Regions from separate parts of the Homo sapiens genome. Here region 2 is linked to region 1. The links are chromatin loops, found by intact Hi-C in ENCODE. Cell type or tissue: mammary epithelial cell. All regions are shown on one strand. Links, peaks and the distances in the headings refer to the core of each region. The heading gives the core; the rest is flanking DNA. Region 1 overlaps HMGCL (3-hydroxy-3-methylglutaryl-CoA lyase). Region 2 overlaps LOC105376863 (a long non-coding RNA gene).

The links. Hi-C counts contacts between places; a loop is a spot of excess contacts. Peaks named below come from ENCODE experiments on the same cell type or tissue, not always from the same donor. Only the 100,000 strongest peaks of a DNase experiment are listed, where the experiment ranks them.
Region 2: a loop joins it to region 1, with 4 times the contacts of the local background. A loop is called at or near these places in 16 of 110 quality-filtered maps.

The regions. Positions count from the first base shown.
Region 1 is chr1:23,804,916-23,814,168 of GRCh38, forward strand. It overlaps HMGCL (3-hydroxy-3-methylglutaryl-CoA lyase), which reads right to left. Exons shown (of 9, transcript NM_000191.3): 6 at 5,821-5,884; 7 at 3,220-3,408. Among named protein-coding and RNA genes, the nearest start is that of GALE, 8.8 kb to the left of the region's middle. RefSeq lists an enhancer at 5,083-5,132 and a silencer at 5,920-6,125. In mammary epithelial cell, for the core only: CTCF peaks have their summits at 4,969 (motif pointing right) and 6,041 (motif pointing right); no DNase peak of the experiment used is centred there.
Region 2 is chr1:24,013,129-24,025,455 of GRCh38, forward strand. LOC105376863 (a long non-coding RNA gene) reads left to right here. Exons shown (of 3, transcript XR_947072.3): 2 at 10,539-10,633. Among named protein-coding and RNA genes, the nearest start is that of SRSF10, 39 kb to the left of the region's middle. In mammary epithelial cell, for the core only: no CTCF peak of the experiment used is centred there; DNase peaks (open chromatin) are centred at 5,873 and 9,763; H3K27ac peaks cover 2,312 bases.

The DNA of each region.
Region 1 (9,253 bases), core at 1,254-9,253:
TCACTCAGTCAGGGCCTTGCCACACGAGGGCCACATCCCATCTTCCCAGGTCAGTCACCTCCCACTATCCCAAATGACTATTTCACTTTCTCCTCTCTTCTTAAACCTCTATCACCCCCTTCCCCATCCTCATTCTCATCTGCTGCTTTATGGAAATGGATGCAATCAAGAGATGTCTCCATTGATTCCCACCATCACATCTACCCACCTGCCTACATCTGGGCCTACAGACCCACTGTCCCTCATGCTGCCTGAGATGGACCCTGAGCTCCTAGCCAAGGCCAACCCCTCCACCTTGGCGTGAGGCCCATTCCCACCTGCTTCAGGATGTGCTCCAGTAAGTCTCTCCCTCTCTGCTGCAACCTGTTACTCCCCTCCACTGGGTCATCTTCACACAGCCTGCGATCTCTCCCATCTTTTACAAACCTTTTTGGAACCCTCTAACCTCCAATTTCTTTCCCCCCATTCAAAGCAAAGTCCCTCAAAAGAGCTGTTCCCATTTAACATCTACCATTCTCATTTGAACCCATTCGAAACAGGTTTGCGTCCCCACAACTCCTCCACTGAAACAGCTCTAGTCAAGGCCACTGGTGGCCTCCATGTAGCTAAGTACAAAGGTCAAGTCTCTTCATCTTTGCACTTGACTAGCCGCATCATCTTGGACACCTTCTCCATGTGGCTTCCAGGGCTCCACATCCCTTGGTTTTCCTCCTAGTGCTCTAGCCTCTCCTGAGGCCTCGATCCAGTCTTTGCTGGCTCTTCCTCACCTCCCTGATCTCGGTTGGAGCCCTTACTGCTCATTCCTCAGACAGCTTCTCTATCTCCACTCACTCCCAGTTAACTGCACCCAGGTTAACACACCTGCCTATAGATGTCTCGAGCTTCACAGATCAGAACACGAACTGCTGAGATCCGGTCACGCACCTCTGCCCTCCAGGCCTCCTTGCCATGTCTCTCACCTGGATTGCTGTAGGCTCCAAACTGGTTCTTCTCTCTACAGTGTATTCTCTACACAGCACCCAGAGGAGCCTCTTTTTTTTTTTTGATAAGAAGTCTCACTCTGTTGCCTAGGCTGGAGTGCACTGGCGCCATCTCAGCTCACTGCAAATCACTGCAACCTCCACCTCCCGGGCTCAAGTGATTCTCATGCCTCAGCCTCGCAAATAGCTGGGATTACAGGCTCACGCCACCACGCCCAGCTAATTTTTATATTTTTAGTTGAGACAGGGTTTCACCATGTTGGCCAGGCTGGTCTCAAAACTCCTGACCTCAAGTGATCCACCTGCCTCAGCCTCCCAAAGTGCTGGGATTACAGGTGTGAGCCACTGTGCCCAGCCGAGGAGCCTCTCAAACGGAACATTTCAGATCATCTCCCTCCCCGCCCCTGCTCAAGACTCTCTGTTAGCTTCCCAGCTCAGTCTGAAAGAGTCAAAGTCCTACAAGGCCCCCGATCTGGCCTTCCTCTAACCCTGACATCTCTGCCCCCCTCTCCTCAGTCACACTGCTCCCGCCACATGCCTCCTCCTGATCCCTGAACACAGCAAGCACACTCCTCCCTCAGGGCTCTGCGCCTGCTTTCCTGGGTGGGGCTCCCTTCCCTCCCCCTCCCTGCTAGGGATCCGCAGGGCTCACTCCCTCGCTTCCCTCAGGTCTCTCTCAAATGCTACCTTCTGAGTGAGGCCACTCTACAGAAAGGCCTGGCACTGCCTTAACCTGCTTCATTTTTTCTCCACAGTGTTTATGAACACCTGGCCTGCTGTATGTTTGTTTATTTATTATCTGTCTCATAGTACTAGAGTGTCAGCCTCATGAGGGCAGAGACTCTGTTTTGGTCACAGCTGAATCCTTAATGCTGAGAACAGTGCCTAGCACACTAGGCACCGTTAGGTTAGGTTTTAATAGGTGAATAAATGGTCTTACAATGTGCTATTTACACGCCTGTAATCTTCCATCTGTCTTCCCCACCCACCATAACATGAGCTCCCAGAGGGCAGGGATTGGGTCTTGTTACCATTGTCTAAGTCAGCACTTAACCTGGCACATCGATCCATATTTCCGAAGTAACTGATGGAAGAGGGAGGTCAGAGGAAGCTACTGCCAGACGTCACACAGCTCAACCTGTTCCCTGATAAATTTTCAAAAAGGGGATTCTGAGATATCACTGCCATGAAACAGAGAAGCACAGAGGAGCAGGAGTGTCCTGAGCGTGATCAGGATGAAGTTTTGCCTCAGACTCACCTCAGCTGTGCAGAATTCCCCTTTACCTGCCTGGCAAGGCATAGGAGAGGAAGTCACTCTTCCTGTCTGCCTGGCTGGGAAACGCATGAGCTGAAGGAAAGCCCAGGAACCAGGGCAGGGTATCACAGTAAGCTGAAAAATGAGGAGACCACAGAACTACGAACCTTAACCTTGACAGCCACAACTCTGAGGAAACCGACCCAGAACATAACAGACTCACCTGGCTTAGACACGAACCTCTAGGGGATAATTGAGAGGAAAAAAAAAGTGGCTGGAACTGCCATCACTATCCTAGAGATGGAAGGTTAGGCCAATGCTACAGCAAGGTAGCTGTGGTCAGACACTAAGAATGCTCCTTCTATCTGGCTGCCAGCCAATGGATCTCCATTCTGGACCAGCCCACGAGAAGCAAACCTCAAAGGAAACTAATCTGAGGTCTTAGCTCAATCTGTGGGGAACGGCATTAAAGCCTCTCCCTCTGAGTGACCTCTGCTAGCTTCTCTACCTCCTGCTTCCTCATCTGCTTCTGCTACACACCCGCACACTGAAAACCCTGTATATTGTATGAGTCCTCCCTGAACCCCACATCAGTCCTGAGGTGCAATTCTGCCTAGTCATCTTTCCTCTTCCCTCAACAGCAGCTTACTTTATGTTCTTCAAGCTTCACTGAGGCCTCTTTTGCAAATCCTCCCAGATCTCCTCAGCTGGGATGGGGCCCCTCTAGGCTTCCTGAGCCCCATGCTTCCTCCCTTCATGGCATCTGTCATAATGCAGTGGGATTGCCATGTAACTCCCTTGACTGTCTCCCCAACACAGAGCTGTACACTTCACATCTGGGCAGGGTCACCATGACTGTGTCCACCATTGCCAGCTTGGAACCTGGCATACTGGCATCAGTAAATGTTTGCTGAAAGAATAAATGATAACAAGCTGTCCTGCCCACCGTGACCTTTGGGAGAATGGGCATATGCTTTTGATTACCTGCAGGGCCATCAAGGTGTTGGCCAGGGCTTGACCATAGGTGTCATGGCAGTGGACAGCCAGGGCAGCCAGAGGCACTTCCTGCATGACAGCAGATAGCATGTCTTTCATGATCCCTGGGGTGCCCACACCAATGGTGTCCCCCAGGGAGATCTCGTAGCAGCCCATTGAGTAGAACTTCTTGGTGACCTAAGGAAGCAAGCAGGCACTTGGAGGATACAGAATCCACCAGCCAGGGGATCCATGCACTCAGAAGAGGGGGCCTTTGCCTGGGCAGAACACTTCTGGGTATGACGCACTCAGTTCCTACTGGATTACATGCTCCTCACCACTCCAACTGGGAATGATGATCCTCAATCTATGATCAGGAGACTGAGGCGTAAGGGGCAGAGCCAGCCGCTGGAGCCAGCCCACAGTCCTGAAGCTCCAACCCCCGTGCTTTCCTCCCTACCTGTGCCCCTCAGACTTCAGTCTCACTTACGGCTGTCACATCATACTGTCAGACCCAGGTGCTGGAATCAGTGAAGTTGATTCCTTCCATGTCGTTTTATCCTCAGCAATAAAATCCATGAAATCATGGGTCTGAGATGCTAGTTATATTTTTTTTCTTTTTTTTTTTTTTTTTTTGAGACCGGGTCTCACTCTGTCATTCGGCTAGAGTGCAGTGGTGTGATCTCGGCTTACTGCAACCTTGGCCTCTCAGACTCAAGCAATCCTCCCACCTCAGCCTCCCAAGTAGCTTGGACCATATGTATAAAAATGTATATATTTTACATATATATATTTTTTGAGACAGAGTCTCACTCTGTCGCCCAGGCTGGAGTGCAGTGGCACAATCTCGGCTCACTGCAAGCTCTGCCTCCTGGGTTCAAGTGATTCTCCTGTCTCAGTCTCCCAAGTAGCTGGGATCATAGGCACCTACCACCACGCCCCACTATTTTTTGTATTTTTAGTAGAGACGGAGTTTCACCATGTTGGCCAGGCTGGTCTTGAACTCCTGACCTCAGGTGATCCACATGCTTCGGCCTCCCGAAGTGCTGGGATTACAGTCATGAGCCACCATACCCGGCCAATCAATAGTCCATATATATATATATATATATATTTTTTTTTTTTTTTTTTTAGATGGAGTCTCCCTCTGTTGCCCAGGCTGGAGTGCGGTGGCGCAATCTCAGCTCACTGCAAGCTCCGCCTCCCGGGTTCACGCCATTCTCCTTTCTCAGCCTCCCGAGTAGCTGGGACTACCGGCGCCCACCACCACCCCCGGCTAATTTTTTGTATTTTTAGTAGAGACGGGGTTGCACCATGTTAGCCAGGATGGTCTCGATCTCCTGACCTTGTGATCTGCCCATCTCAGCCTCCCAAAGTGCTGGGATTACAGGCGTGAGCCACCGTGCCCGGCCAATAGTTATATTTTTTAATAGAGGTACATCACTATTTAAATTTTTGGAAGCCCATTTGCACATCTCTAAAACCACTGCAAAATGGGTCCATATTGGAATAGGTCCAATATGGGTCCAATTGGAATAAGCCATACTGGAATAGGGTGGGCCCCTAATCCCATACGACTGGTGAACTTAAAAAAAGATGGCCTCACCCAAGGAGCTGCTGCCCACACGGGGCTGCTGGACAAGGTGCAGAGGGATGTGGCAGGGAAAGGGGACCAGAAGACACCAGTGATCTGCTAAATAAATGAAATGGTGACGTCGCTTCCCCAGTGGCCCTGCAGAGTGTGGGGCGGCAGTGGCTGGCCTTTAGGGGGCAGCAGGGTGCAGGGGAAGGAGCAGGCCTTTGAAGTCACGAGATGCTGGGTTAAAGTCCTAGTTCTGCTGTTCACTAGCTGTGGGCCTTGGCAAGCAACTTCACTTTTCTGAGCTTCAATTTCTGCTTCTGAAAAATGGTGATGACCCTTTGGTCATACGGCAAGGATTGTGGCAACTGAGGCTAAGACCTGGAGCAGGGCAGCTGCTCTCAAGAAACAGTTGCTACTGTTACCATTCCACCTATCTGGATGCCACAAAGTATCCTGGGAAGAAGTGGGCTTTGGAGAGAGAAAAAATGGGGTTTGATACCTGATTTCACCATTTGTAACCTGTGTGGCAAGTTATTTAGTGTCAGTTTTCTCAACTGTAAAAGGGAATAATAATACCAAATTTGCACAGTGGTTTTGAGGACTAAATGACATAAGTTCTTGGGCTGGTCAAACTCAATTCCCATGCCATGTTCTTCTCAGTGTTGACCTGGTGACTGTTCAGAGGACATCAGGGTTGTGGCCTTTCAATCACTACAAGGAACTATGGGAACTCCTGGGTAAGGAGCCCCTCCTCAGAGAATCACCTCAACGACCAGACTGGAAACTGAATTGGAGGTTTTCAGGCTGGATAGAGGCCAGGGGCTTCAAGGACTACATGTTCGGCTAGGAGGGGGGCCTCTAGGGAGCAAGTGCAGGGCTGTGCTCACAGCAGGAGCTTAATGAAGGAGCTGGGTGAATGAATGAAGTCAGGAACCTGCCAGAAAGGGTGGGGAGAGGAACCTATGCGCTCAGGGGCAGACAAGGTGGCCAACCCTCACCAAACCCCCCGCCCTGACACATGCACACACCTCAGCTACTTTAGCTGGGGAGATCTTCCCTTCATAAGGGCAGCCAAGAGCACAGGAGACGTACCTGTGGGAAGACAGGGGAGGAATGAGGTCAGTGTCCTGAGCTTTTTGGCTAGCAGAACTGAGGCAGGGCTGTTTAACACACATTTCTGATCAGTGTGCAATCAACACCTGCAGCTGGGCGGAGTAAGGGCAGGGATGGTACAATTCAGTGCCAGGAGGAGGCAGTAGAGAGCAATGGCAGGGAACTGGGGGACAATGGACCTACAATTGAGGAAGCAGAAGTTGCACAGGCCTCAGGAGAGGCAGCCAAGGATTTACAATAAGCGGAGGAGGAGCTAGAGAGGGCAAGGAGAGTAAGCAGCTGGGTTGTAAGGTGGGGAGATGGAGCAAAACTACGTGCCAGAGGAGCTGGGGCCAGTACTCCAAAAGGAGACCAAAGACTGGGTAAAACCAAACTCAGAACAAGAGCTGAGTTGGATATGAGTCAGTAACAGGCTGGGCTGGCCTGAGGACCAAGGGATGAGCTGCCCCAGTGAGATGCTAGAGGATTCATTCATTCATTTATTCACCTGATGTTTACTGAGTTGCCTGCTATGTGCCAGGCACTGGCACAGAGCAGTGGGCAAGACTGATAAGGTTCCTGCCCTCTCAGAGCTTATCTCAAGTTAGGGAGATGGCCAATAAAAAAGCAACCAAGTAAGTAATGGAGAAAATCTCAGAAGTGATGTGCCACAGAGGAAAGATGGGAAATGATAGGAACAAGTGGAGGAGGCCAACTAGTGAGGGTCCAGGAAAGATCCCTCTGAGGACAGGATGCTGGAGCCGAGAGGAGCCGGGGGTGGTCTGTGAGAAGAGCATTCCAGGCAGAGGGAAGACCTGGGCAAAGCCCTGAGACAGAAGAGCCAGGCATGCTCCAGACAGAACAAAGGACAGCTGAGGCAGACAGAGCAAGGGGAAAGGAAGTATGAGATGAGGAGGTCAGCAAGGTGGGCACAGGTCTGATCATGGGTCTTAGGGCTATGGTAAGGAGGGTGGATTTGGGATGTAGGTGACTTCTATTCCCACCTGCCCTTTTGGGAGCTGTCTTTAAAACCCTTTAGAGTCAAGCAAATTCTGCATATTAAGAGGCATAATAAATGTTCAACAGATAAATAATTTCAGACTCAAAGATCTCAGTGTACTTTTCCATTTTGATGCTCCCACTTATTCTCCAACCACTGCTGAGCAAGAAAAAGGTAAGAGAGATGCTTAGAAAGACACAGATCTGGGAGTTGGGCCAATGTTACTGGAGCACCTGCTTCCCCATTCATCCACCTGCCCGTCAGTGACTGAGTGCCCACTGTGGCTAGGCCCCAAGCTGGGAGAGTGGAGCACCCCAGGGACTGGGAGAGATGTGGGCTTTGCCCTCATGGAGTGCACGGTCTAGTGGGGTGGGGCAGGGAGGGAATTTAACAAGCAGCTAAGTGCTACATTTAGAGGATGTCCCGACACCATGGGGTCCCAGAGAAGGGCACTAACTCCAGCTGAAGGACTGGAGCAGCTTCTCAGAGGAACTGACTCCCACAAGAAGACCTGAAGGATGAGCAGGAGTTATCCCCGAGAAGCATGATGTGGAGGAAGTGTTCTTTATTTTTTGGAGACAGAGTCTTACTCTTTCACCCATGCTGGTGTGCAGTGGCATGATTTTGGCTCACTTCAGCTTGGACCTCCCAGGCTCAGGTGATCTTCCCACCTTAGCCTCCTGAGTAGCTGGGACTACAGGCACATGCAACCACACCTGGCTTTTTTTTTGTAGAGCTGGGGTTTCACCATGTTGCCCAGGCCCAAGCCAGTCACAAACTCCTGGGCTGAAGCAACCTGCCCACCTTGGCCTCCCAAGGAAGGTTGTTCTGAGTCTAGAGAGAGCACGTGCAAAGGCCCAGAGGCAAGAGTGGAGGCATGTGACAAACAGAAAGAAGTTCCAGTTGGGCTGGAGTGTACCATGAAGAGGAAGCAGGGGCCAGAAGGGAACTTGAACGGTACGGCTACAGAAAAGAGCCGGGACCAAATCATGCAGGGTTTGTAAACCTCATTAAAAAGTCTGCACTTGATTAGTCACTGAAAGCTTTTTAACCAGGAGGGATGTGATCAGATGTGCACTTTTGTGGGGTTTTTTTGGTTTTTGTTTTTGAGACAGAGTCTCACTCTGTCACCTAGGCTGGAGTGCAGTGGCGTGATCTTGGCTCACTGCAACCTCTGCCTCCTGGGTTCAAGTGATTCTCCCGCCTCAGCCTCCTGAGTAGCTGGGATTACAGGTGCATGCCACTACGCCCGGCTAATTTTTGTATTTTTAGTAGAGATGGGGTTTCCCCATGTTGGCCAGGCTGGTTTCAAACTCCTTACCTCAGGTGATCTGCCCGCCTCGGCCTCCCAAAGTGCTGGGATTACAGGCATGAGCCACCATGTTCAGCCCAGATGTGCACTTTTCAACGATCATTCTGGCTGCAATGTTTTTTTTTTTTTTTTTTTTTTTTTGAGATGGAGTTTTGCTCTGTCACCCAGGCCGGAGTACAGTGGTGTGATCTCGGCTCACCACAACCTCCGCCTCCCAGATTCAAGTGATTCTCCTGCCTCAGCCTCCCAAGTAGATGGAATTACAGCTAATTTTTGTATTTTTAGTAAAGACGGGGTTTCTATCCACTACCACGCCCAGCTAATTTTTGTATTTTTAGTAGAGATGGGGTTTCACCATGTCGGCCAGGCTGGTCTTGAACTCTTGACCTCAGGTGATCCACCTGCCTTGTCCTCCCAAAGTGCTGGGATTACAGGTGTGAGCCACCATGCCCGGCCTCTGGCTGCAATTTGCACAGCAGTGTGACCTTACAGTAGAGTATTCGCCCTTCCTGGGCCTCGGTTTTGTAATTTATAAAGTGAGGATAACCTACTCCCTGCTGGGCTATTGTGAGGTTTCAATTATTATAGATAATACACACACAATGCCTGGAACCACTGATATTAGAGATGTGATGTTGGAAACATAGAAGCCTAGGTAATTCTCCAGGGATGTGTGAAGAGCTAGTGATAAAGCCAGGACTCAACTGACCTCCACAAACCCGTTAGTGTCCTGTCCTGCTAGATTCCTTTAGCATGATAGCAGTGGTGCTATCATGGCTCACTGCAGCCTCAAACTCCTGGTCTCAAGCCATCCTCTGCCTCAGTCTCCCAAGTTGCTAGGACTACAGGCGCATGCTATCATGGCTAGCTGGTAAACTGACCCAAAATTCAGGTTTGAGAGAAAGTACTTCCTAGGATTTCTTCTGACCACACTTATTTGGGAAAAGATGTCTAGGTGTGGAGCTCAGGCTGCCCCCACCCAGGATAAGAAGTTTGTGGCAGGAGGACCACTTGAGTCAGAGTCTAGCCCCATTCCAGAACGGTACAGAGGAAAGGA
Region 2 (12,327 bases), core at 2,296-10,295, 210 kb after region 1:
TTGGAAATAGGATTGTTGCAGACATAATTAGTTAAGGTGAAGTCATTGCTATAGTCTGAATAGTCACCTTCTCACCATGCATATGTTGAGAGCCTGATGGCCAAGGTGATGGTATTAGGAGGTAGGGGGCCTTTGGGAGGTGATTGGATCATGAGGGTGGAGCCCTCAAGAATGGGATTAGTGTCCTCATGAAATAGACCCCTTCCAACATGTGAGGACACAGTGAGAAGGCTCTGTGAGAAATTAGGCTTTCACCAGACACTAAATCTGCTGGCACCTTGATCTTTTTTTTATTTTTTTCTCTTTTGAGACAGGGTCTTGTTCTGTTGCCTAGGCTGGGGTGCAGTGGCGCAATCTTGGCTCACTGCCACCTCTGCCTCCCCGGTTCAAGTGAATCTCCTGCCTCAGCCACCCGAGTAGCTGGGACTGTAGGTGTGCATCACCACACCCGGCTAATTTTTGTATTTTTAGTACAGACACTCTCACCATGTTGGCCAGGCTGGTCTCAAACTCCTGACCTCAAGTGATCTGCCCACCTTGGCCTCCCAAAGTACTGGGATTACAGGTGTGAGCCACCATGCCCAGCCCTGCCACCTTGACCTTGAACTTCTCAGACTCCAGAACTGTGAGAAAAAATTTCTGTTGTTTATAAGCCACCCAGTCTGTGGCATTTTGTTACGGTAGCCCCAATAATCTAAGACAGTAATAATGGAGTAGGGTGGGTCATTAATCCAATGATTGTTGTCCTTATCAAAAGACAACTTGAAGACACAGACAGAGAATGCCCCATGTGATGACCCAGGCAGAAAGTGGCATGAGATGGCTAAGAAGAGGGGAGGAAGGATTCCACCTGGAGTCTCGAGGGGGCGGAGGCCCTCTGACACTTTGATTTTGGCTGTCTAGCCTCTAGAACTGTGAGAGAATACATTTCTGCTGTTTTCAGCCCCCTAGTGTGTGGCACTTTGTTCCTGAAGCCCTAGTGCATCCTCTCCTCCATCCACTCTCCACCCCAGGTCACCAGGCTCTGATTTTGCCGCAAGAGCCTCTAAACTGGTCTCTGAGCTTCCAGTGGAGTTTCCTTTCCATTTATGCTCCATACAACAGCCTGGATGAGTTTTCTAAAGCTCAAATTACTCACCTGTTCACACACCTTTCAGTGGCTTCCCAGGACGCTAGATATAACTTCTGAATTCCCTTACCTGATACAAAAGGCCCTATGTGCCTTCCCAGCATCAACTTGTACCAGACTTTTTTTGTTGCTCTCAATGATTGCAACTCCCCCATTGCTCCTACTGTCTGACCGCTGGGCTTTTTTTTTTTTTTTAATGAGATGGAGCCTGGCTCTGTCGCCTAGGCTGGAGTGCAGTGGCGTGATCTCGGCTCACTGCAACCTCTGACTTCAGGGTTCAAGAGATTCTCCTGCCTCAGCTTCCCGAGTAGCTAGGACCACAGGTGCCCGCCACCACACTCAGCTAATTTTTGTATTTTTATTAGAGACGGGGTTTCACCATGTTGGCCAGGCTGGTCTCGAATTTCTGGACTCAAGTGATCTGCCCGCCTCGGCCTCCCAAAGTGCTGGGAATACAGGCATGAGCCATCACACCTGGCTGGACCTCTGGGCTTTGATTCCCATTCGATGTCCCTTCTCCCAAGAAGCCTCCTCCTAACAGTTAGTGCCCCTGCTATATGCTCTCTTCAAGCCCAGTTCTTACCCCATCAGAACACAGACTCCATTTATTATGATGCACACTTGCCTGTCTGTCTGCCTCCTGAATCTGTAAATTCCTCAAGGGCAGGGCAGTGTTTTCTTTAGCACTGAAACATTAGTGACCAACAGTGACTGTCCCATTTCAGGTGGTCAATTCATTGGATTTAGGGGAACAGACGGCTGACTCCTCTTACTATCTTTTTCTCCATGAGTTTCATATTTTGAAAGATTTTAGGCATTAAACACAGTTTATTAATTAAGTTAACCTTTGTGGACTTACGAGAGGATTAATGCATGGTTTTCTTTTTTCTTTTTAAAATATCGAAAACAGCTTGAAGAACCTCCAACCTGTTTTCTTTTTTGGGAAATAACTTATCACCCGGTGATCCTAGGTTTTGAATGTAGCCAATTCCCCTAGGTAAAGAAACTGAGGCCGAGAGAGGTGAAATGACTTGTCTAAGGTTTACAGTGTGTTAATAATGACACCAGGCTAAAACTCAAGTTTCCTGACTTCAAATCCAGGATTCTTTCTGCTGTTTTATAATAGACAGGGCTTCAGGAGACCTGGTATAGCCAGTTATGTGCTGGTAAATGTTTAACAACTGGCTCCATAGGAGGGAAAAAAAAGATCTTGATTTATAGCATTTGTCGATTTCTGTGGTGTAAATAACTCTACCTTGTCTAATTTCAAGCTACCTGAAGTAACTCAACATAAGGGTTGATTCAAGCAGACTCCAGCACACTGCTTAGATATAGCCCTTGATTTTAGACTTTGCAGGTTTCTGTTCTGGAGAAACTTCCATACCCTCTTTCTTTTTTTTTTTTAATTTTTAAAATTAAATTTTATTTATATTAATTTTATTTTTATTAAATAAAATTTATATTTTATTATATATAATTTATATGCTATTTTATTTATATTATATTAATTTTATTTATATTAAATTTATAAGGCATTATTCCTTAATCTTTTTATATGTTCTAGAAGAGTTTAAGCTACCTTAAATTCATATATCCTCTTTCTTAAAAATTTGTAGTGCTTGGAGACTCCCATCCCCCAGATACTGGCTGTTGCCAGAACATGCGAAACTCTTGCAGTCAGATGATGCAAAAGGCTATAAATAAAAATAAAGGATCCCAAAGGAATGACCTGCTGAAAATATGACAAGATGGAAAACTCATATAAGTAGAGAGTGCTGTTCATGGTCATGTGTTAGAACCAAAAGCCAGCGATGAACTCTGGAAAGATGAGTTAATGGAATACGAGTCCCTAAAGCATTTAGGCTGGGAGGAAGTGCCACCTCCTCTCCGTAGCTTTTCTGATTTATCTCAGGAAGAAATAATTCCTCCTTCCTTAGTAGATCCCAAATACTTACACCTCAGTTGCTTTTTTTATTTTTAGAATTGCATTGCATCTAGAATGTATTTTACAGAATACATCCAAACTCCTTAGTTTGGCAGAGAGGCCTTTTATTAAATGAATTTTCAAAGAGGTGGGTGGGACAACAGGAAGAACACAAGCTTCGGAGCTTGATTGATTCTGGGTTCAACTCCTGCTGCACTGCTTACTGCTGTGATACTTCAGGCCAGTTTCCTAACCTAGGCCTCGGTTCTTCATTCCTTTTTTCTTTTTTTTTTTTGAGACAGAGTCTTGCTCTGTTGCCCAGGCTGGAGTGCAGTGGCACAATCTTGGCTTACTGCAACCTCTGTCTCCCAGGTTCAAGCAATTCTCCTGCCTCAGCCTCCCAAGTAGCTGGGATTACAGGCGCCTGCCACCACGCCTGGCTAATTTTTTTGTATTTTTACTAGAGATGGGGTTTCACCATGTTGGCCGGGCTGGTTTTGAACTCCTGACCTCAAGTAATCCACCCGCTTCGGCCTCCCAAAGTGCTAGGATTACAGGTGTGAGCTACCGCACCTGTCCAGTTTCTTCATTCTTAAATACCTTCCTTATAAGGTTGACACAGACGGAAATGACAGAAGACATGTCAGGTGCCTAATACACCACCTGTTATGTGTTAAGGATGCAAGAAATGATCTGTTCTTTCTGTTTACTGGTGAAACATTTCCTGCTTGTTCAAATCTTTATATTTTTGGAGATGTGCTTTCCTATTAATGAGTTAGTTTATTTACACAGACTCCTAACAAATATTTAGAGCAAAATTCTCTGTGGACTGAATCTCTGATTCTGCTGTCTTTAATGTCTAGTGGTTTTATTTGTTTGTTTTTTTGAGACAGGGTCTTGCTCTGTCGCCCAGGCTGGAGTGCAATGGTGCCATCGTGGCTCACCGCAACCTCTGCCTCCTGGGTTCAAGTGATTCTCCTGCCTCAGCCTTCCGGGGAGCTGGGATTTCAGGTGCCCACCACCATGCCTGGCTAATTTTTGTATTTTTAGTAGAAATGGGGTTTCATCATGTTGGCCAGGCTGGTCTCGAACTCCTGACCTCAAGTGATCCGCCTGCCTCAGCCTCCCAAAGTGCTGGGATTACAGGTGTGAGCCACCGCACCTAGCTTAATGTCTAGTGGTTTTGCAGGACGAGGACACAGATAAATTCTTGGGCTCAGGGGTCAGGTATACCCCTTCCCAGGCAGAAAGTAAGATACCATGAAAATTGTTCTTAAATGTGATCTAAGTACTACAGGAAGGTGATGAGGGGACCTCACCAAATGCAGGATGTAACCAGAAGTGACACTGGTACCCCTGCTAAGGACTGGGCACTAATGCCATAGCATCTCCTTCAACCCTCACATTAACCCTATGGTGGTAGAATGACTCCTATTTTGCTAATGACAAAACTACATGCATTTACTCAACAATCTTCCTTGTGCACCTACTACATGCCAGGTATTTTCTAGGTGCTGGAGGTAGAGCATGGGCAAAAGGGACAAAAATCCCTGTCCCTGTGGAAGTGACATTAACAAGGTAATAAATAAGTTAAGGAAGTAAAATATAGAGCATGTCAGGTGGTGCTAAGAGCATGGAGAAAAATAAAGAAGAGTAGGAGCGTGGGGGATGCGTGAGGCTGCAATTTGATTTCTTTCTGGTTTTTTTTTTTTTTTTTTTTTTTTTTTTTGAGACAGAGTCTTGCTCTGTCACCCAGGCTGGAGTGCAGTGGCATGATCTCGGCTCACTGCAACCTTAGCCTCCCAGGTTCAAGCAATTCTCCTGCTCAGCTTCCCAAGTAGCTAGGATTACAGGCATGCACCACCATGCTCGGCTAACTTTTGTACTTTTAGTAGAGACGGGGTTTCACCATGTTGGTCAGGCTGGTCTTGAACTCCTGACCTCAAGCAATCCACCCGCCTTGGCCTCCTAAAGTGCTGGGATTACAGGCGTGAGCCACTGTGCCCAGCCTGCAATTTGATTTAAAGTGACTAGGGCGGCTGGGCAAGGTGGCTCATGCCTGTAATCCCAGCACTTTGGGAGGCCAAGGCAGGTGGATCATCTGAGGTCAGGAGTTCAAAATCAGCCTGGCCAACATGGTGAAACTCCACCTCTACTAAAAATACAAAATTAGCTGGGCATGGTGGCACATGCCTGTAATCCTAGCTACTTGGGAGGCTGAGGCAGGAGAATCGCTTGAACCTTGGAGGTGGAGGTTGCAGTGAGCCGAGATCGTGCCATTGCACTCCAGCCTGGGCGACAGAGCGAGACTCCATCTCAAGAAAAATAAATAAATAAATAAATAGAATAAATACATAAATAATTAAAGTAACCAGGAAATGTCTCATGGAGATGACCTTGGAACAAAGACATGGAGAAGGCAAGGGAGGTGGCCACGAGGATAACTTGTTCAGAAACTGACCTGGGGTTCCCAGGAATTGACAGGGCGGGTACTGGAATCTCTGTCTGGCTCTAAGGCCAGTGCTCTCCTTTCAACAAGGCTCTTTTTCAAGAAGCAGTGTCGCTGTCGTCCAAGCAGGCTGTGTGCGTGTGATGCTGTGTGCGCGCACATATGTGCTATTTAGGAATGTGTTATATTTCCATGGGTAGACCCTGTGGGGACCCAAGCTTCCCTACTGACATCTTCCAGAGGCTGAGGCCTCACATTGTTGGTTTTCATGGAAACTTGGCAACTTTCTAGTTATCCCGCCCTGAGCCCTGCACCACATTCCAATGGTTTTATTTGTGTGCCTTGGAGCTGTGCCAGGGCTGGGCCTGGGACAGGTTGCCATGGCGACCTCCCCACTCTTTCCAGATAAGAATTTCTCAAGGATGTTGACGTTGGGCCTGAAATAGTTCTACCCTGCTCTCAGCCCGTAGGAGGATGAACTTTGGCATGGAGAACTGAGTTAGGAAACCTACTCATTCCCTCAGTCTTTCAATTTGTGTACACTGAATCCTGGGTAAGAAAGACTTCTCGGGAGGGTACTCCAGGGCCCCCCAGCTTTAGGATTGAGGATGGCTTTGCTTAGGTACTAGAAGAGCTTCTTTCAGTTTTTCCATTCCAGTTGTTATATTCAGTGCTTGCCTTTGAGAGCCCTGCTAACATAAGATATTTTTTTTTCTTTTTTTTTCGAGATGGAGTCTCGCTCTTGTCATCCAGGCCGGAGTTCAGTGGTGCGATCTCAGCTCACTGCAACCTCTGCCTCCGAGGTTCAAGTGATTCTCCTTCCTCAGCCTCCCGAGTAGTTGGGATTACAGGTGCCCGCCACCATGCCCAGCTCATTTTTGTATTTTTTTAGTAGAGATGGGGTTTCACCATGAGAGCCAGGCTGGTCTCGAACTCCTGACCTCAAGTGATCTGCCCGCCTCAGCACCCCAAAGTGCTGGGATTATAGGTGTGAGCCACTGTGTCCAGCTTTTTTTTTTTTTTTTGAGATGAAGTCTTGTTGTGTGGCCCAGGCTGGAGTGCAGTGGTACAATCTTGGCTCGCTGCAACCTCTGCCTCCTGGGTTCAAGCAGTTCTTGTGTCTCAGCCTCCCTTGTGGCTGGGATGATAGGCATGTGCCACCACGCCCAGCTAATTTTTGTATTTTTAATAGAGACGGGGTTTCACCATGTTGCCGAGGCTGGTCTTGAACTCCTGGACTCAAACAATCCTCCTGCCTTGGCTTCCCAAAGTGTTGGGATTACAGGTGTGAGCCACTGCACCTGTCCTGAAAGAACAACTGTCACTGGGAATTTGCTTTCAGAAAGAAAAAATGTCAGTGTTCATGCCTTTAACTCAAAATAATTCTTAAGCCAAAATAGCATATTTTGGGGTGGCGTATTCTTCCGCCCTTCACTTTTTTTCCCAGTAAATATTATTTTGAGTGAATAAAGTGACTCATCCAAAAATTCTTTTTTTTTTTTGATGACTTGTCCAAATTCACTGCATCAGTTATCTATTTCTGTATAACAAAACACTCTTGGATTTAGTGGCTTATGACAACACTGTCTTATTTGTTTATGATTCTGTGGGTCAGCTATTTGAGGTGGGATGGATGGTTCTTCTCCTGGTCTTGGCCGAGACCACTTGCAACTGCAGTCGGCTGGGGGTTTGGCTGGGAGCTGGTTGATCTGGGGCCTCAGCCAGGGTATGTTTTTGCTCCTTGTGGTCTTACGTCCAACAGGCTAGTGTCCTGGGCTTCTTTCTGAGAAAGTGAGGCTGAGGGCCTCTTCAGGGGCAGATCCTGAAGCAGTTCTAGGGGTCTTCTCTAAAGAAAATAAAAGCCATTAATATGAAATTAGGTCCAGAGCCTTGGAAGAGGCCGGTGCAAGTAAAGGGCCCAAAGCTTGAGCTGCAGGAGCCTCCCAGAACATCCGCCTTTGGTCTTCTCTGCTCTTGGATCCTCAGTGAGACTTGATGGGGTCTGACATCATTCTTACCCTTGAGAATGGGCCAGGGAACTAGCATGACATGGAACAGGGCCTCTTCTCAGTGACACACCTAAGAACCCTCTCCCTCCTCCCCAACTTGCCCCTCTCCTCTCAATCTTGAAGCTGCTATTGCTGTACTTCATCACGCTGAATTTATTGAGACACAAACTTTTATCAGGCTTTAGATTTTATTTTATTTTATTTTTTTTGAGATGGATCCTCACTCTGTCACCCAGGCTGGAGTCCATCTTGGCTTACTGCAACCTCCACCTCCCGGGTTCAAGCAATTCTCCCACCTCAGCCTCCCGAGTAGCTGGAATTTCAGGCGAGTGACACCACATCTGGTTAATTTTTGTATTTTTAGTAGAGATGGGGTTTCACAATGTTGGCCAGGATGGTCTGGAATTCCTGACCTCAGGTGATCCGCTCGCCTCGGCCTCCCAAAGTGCTGGGATTACAGGCATGAGCCACTGGACCCCGCCAGATTTTATTTTATTTTATGAGTCAGGATCTCAATGTGTCGCCGTTGGAGTGCAGTGGCGCGATCATGGCTCATGCAGCCTCAAACTCTCCATCTCAAGTGATCCTCCAACTTCAGCCTCCTAAATAGCTAGGACTGTAGGTACTCCACAAATGCCTGGTGAATTTTTGTTTACTTTTTGTAGAAACAGAGTCTCACTATATTGCCCGGGCTGGTCTCAAAACTCCTGGATTTAAGTGATCCTCTCCTTGGCTTCCCAAAGCTCTGGGATTACAGATGTGAGCCACTGCCCCTGGCCTAGGCTTTAGATTTAAAAATTCAACTCCTGCCCCTATTTCCCCCCACAAATATGCTCTCTGGCATAAATTTCAAAGGTCTATTTGAAACTCAAAAGCTAAGAATGGACTCTTTGTTCTGCTGTATCCCCCATCACTTCCTGAGGGAATGAGCTTCAAATGTCCTACCTGCTTCCCAAATGGGCGGAAAGATTCAGGAACAAAGCCCACATTAGATAACAGTATAAAATAGCTTCCGGCTGCATGGTTAGAACTGTTTATTTACACAGGTTTAGGAGCACCAGGTGAAAAATGTGAGCTTTGCCCTCACTTGGGGTTCAAATTTACCTGGGCATGTTTGGTGGGGGATGGAACCACACCGTAGGTGCAATTGTGTTCCAGAGAGAGAGGCGACAATGGAGAAGAAGGAATACACCATGCTAGGCTCAGACGTGGGGCCTTGGGTGGGATGTAGGCAGTGGCTCTTTGCACGGGGTGTGGCTATAACTGGGACCTCCAGGTGGTGGCTCATGGTTGCACTGGGGAAGTAAACTAATCTAGGCATAAAAGTTGATGAAGCTGTAGCACCAGGAGTCCAAGCTGTGAAGGAAGTTGAGTCCTTCCTCCGCCAGCAGCAGACTGTGAGCTGCAGAGTCAAATATGTAAGTAGCAATTATTGGTGAGGCTGTTGGCAGCTCATGGACAAGAACAGAGGTTGTTGGCAGGCAGGCAAATAGCAAGGGCAAGGTCAGTGGCCCTGGTTGGGTTCTGGGTCTGGTGTGATGGTAGTGAGAACTGCAAGAACTCTTTTCACCTAATGACTCCAAACTCCTGTGCTAAGAGATTTGACCAGCCCTAGCATGGCTTCTAGCAGCCTAAGGTGGCATCTCTGGGACCATCCAGCCCCCTTTTAAGTTCCTGTCTGTAAAATCTCCGGGCTGTCAAAAGAATTAACTGTTTGTTGCAGCCAGCACCTAACATAGACCCCTGACCTCCCTTTTGCAAAGCATTCATGCAAAGGGCTTCCTATTGAGACTCCTTCCTCTGCCCCTTTGAGATGTGTGTCTATCTCCTACAACTTACCTTTCTCAAAGACCTGAAAGCCATTCCTTTGAAATGTGATTATCAGGAGGGCCTCTGTCTCCCAGTCTCTGTGGGAGGACAGAATCCCGACCTTGTTGATCACCAGCTAGCAGACACAGCTGGCCGACTGCATTTTCACTTGATCATTTTTCCCTTTAGTCCCTGCTTGCCTCCACCCACTCCCACTCCCACTCCCACTCCCATTCTCCCTTTAAAATGCTGTCACCTCTGGGTAAACCAGAAGAGAGCTCAGCTCCTTTCCCTACTGCCCCTCATTACTGCATATAATCTGTTTTCACTGCTTTAACTAGTGTCTGGCTTGTTTTTCTTTGACAGTTGCTCAGGGGTTAGAAATGGCCCTCCTGGGCAACTCAAAGCTGCAGCATGCATGAGGGGTGAATCAGAGGAGAACTGGTATCCAATCAGGTGATGGTGACAGGGTGGAGCGGTGACCTATGAGCAGGAGTGGTCTGGCCAGCATTGAGGATATATTAGGGACCACAACTGGGGCACATGGTGGTTTTTGTCCAAGAGAGACAGCCAAGTGTACAGCCTGAAGCAAATTGATGTGGGCAGAGAGCATGGGAGTCACCTCCCCGAGTAGTCCTGCAGACATACAAGGGGGGCAGGAGACCCAGAAAGGAGGCATCCTGCTCATTTGGCATCCTGCTCTTTTTTTTTTCTTTTTTTGAGATAGAGTTTCACCTTGTAGCCCAGGCTGGAGTGCAATGGTGTGATCTCAGCTCACTGCAACCTCAGCCTCCTGGGTTCAAGTGATTCTCCTGCCTCAGCCTCCCAAGTAGCTGGGCTCATAGACATGCGCCACCACACCTGCTTAATTTTGTGTTTTTAGTAGTGATGGGGTTTCACCATGTTGGTCAGGCTGGTCTTGAATTCCTGACCTCAGGTGATCTGCCCGCCTCGGCCTCCCAAAGTGCTGGGATTACAGGCATGAGCCACCACGCCTGGCCTCATCCTGCCCTTTTACATGTCAGCTGTTGAGTCCACAGTCTTTCTGTCAATCAGAACTTATTTGTGTACATAAACCACAGATAAAACTCTCTGTGTACTATCGTGGCAATGCTTGGAGATCCCTGTTCACCCAAGAATCTCTTTATTGGGACCATTTATCACAGTCATTATCATTGACCACGTGAATGAGATAATTATTTTGTCTTCTTCCTGCAGGATGGAAAGTTTCCTTTTGAGAGGAGAAAAAAATGGTGAAAAGAAAATTCTAGCAAATAAAAAATGATTTGCAAGGCTTCTCCTGTACTTGCTAAGTAAGTAAGGGGGCTCTTTGGATGACCTCAGACTTTTGGGAAATTGAGAAAGCATATTCCACAGCAGCAGTCCCATGTGGGGGTAGGAGTGGGGTGGCAGAGGGGCAGGGAAGAGAGCTAGAAATGGGGCACGAGGCTGAGGACCCAGGACAGAAAAACTCTGCACCTGCCCCTTTAGTGACCAAGAGTGAATTTCAAACCTAGATTTTGAGTGACAGTAAATTTATATAAATATTTTGAGGCCGGGCACGGAGGCTCACGCCTGTAATCCCAGCACTTTGGGAGGCCGAGGTGGGTGGATCATGAGGTCAGGAGATGGAGACCATCCTGGCTAACACGGTGAAACCCCGTCTCTACTAAAAAATAGAAAAAATTAGCTGGGTGTGTTGGTGGGCACCTGTAGTCCCAGCTACTTGGGAGGCTGAGGCAGGAGAATGGTGTGAACCTGGGAGGCAGAGCTTGCAGTGAGCCAAGATCATGCCACTGCACTCCAGCCTGGGCGACAGAGCGAGACTCTGTCTCAAAAAAAAAAATTTGAAACAAGGTCTTTGCTTTGTTGCCCAGGCTGAAGTGCAGTGGCATGATCACAACTCACTGTAGCTTTGACCTCCTGCGCTCATGCAATACACCTACTTCAGCCTCCCAAGTAGCTGGGACTGCAGGCTCCCCCCACCATACTCGCTTAATTAAAAAAAAAAATTTTGTTGAGATAGGGTCTTGCTATGTTGCCCAGGCTGGTCTGAAACTTGTAGACTCAAGTGACCCTCCTACCTCGGCCTCCCAAAGTGCTGAGATTATAGGCGTCAGCCACTGTGTCTGGACAACAGTCAATTTTTATATGTGGACTTAAAGTTTGCTATATTATTTGAAGTCAATTATGTTTCCTTCTATAACTTTGGGTTGAGGTCAAGCATTGTTGCTCCAGATTTTTTTCCAGATAAGTGGAGTGGGGTACATGCTAAAAGAATTGGGGTTCCCCAGAAGCAAATGGTACTTACCTGACACAAAGGCTTTAGCTAGATCTGTTTAGCCACCTCCAACCTTTCTTTGAAAGTAAACTTTTTTATTTTTAGATTTCTTCTTTTTACAGACACCAGTGTTACTTGCCATTTTTTAAAAAGTTAAATTTTTTTTTTTTTTTTTTAGCACAGATGAGGTCTTACTACATTGCCCAGGCTAGTCTTGAACTAATAGGCTCAAGTGATCCACCTGCCTTGGCCTCCCATATTTTTAGATTTTAAAATACTTTTAGGATTTAGGCTGGGCGTGGTAGCTCACACCTATAATTCCAGCACTTTGGGAGGCCGAGGAGGGCAGATCACCTGACGTCAGGAGTTCAAGACCAGCCTGGCCAACGTGGTGAAACCCCGTCTCTACTAAAAATATAAAAATTAGCCGGTCATGGTGGTGGGCACCTGTAATCCCAGCTACTTGGGAGGCTGAGGCAGGAGAATCACTTGAACCCGGGAGGCGGAGGTTGCAGTGAGCCGAGATCACGCCACTGTACTCCAGCCTGGGCACTAGAGTGAGACCCTGTTTAAAAAAAAAAAAAAAAAGATTGAGTGAAAGAAGCAAGATACAAGAGAGCAATACTGAGTGATTCCTTTCATATGAAGTGTGAGAACAGGTAGAAACTAATTTGTGGTTGTGAAAATTAGAACAATGGTTGCCTCTGAAGGGGATTGACTGGTGTG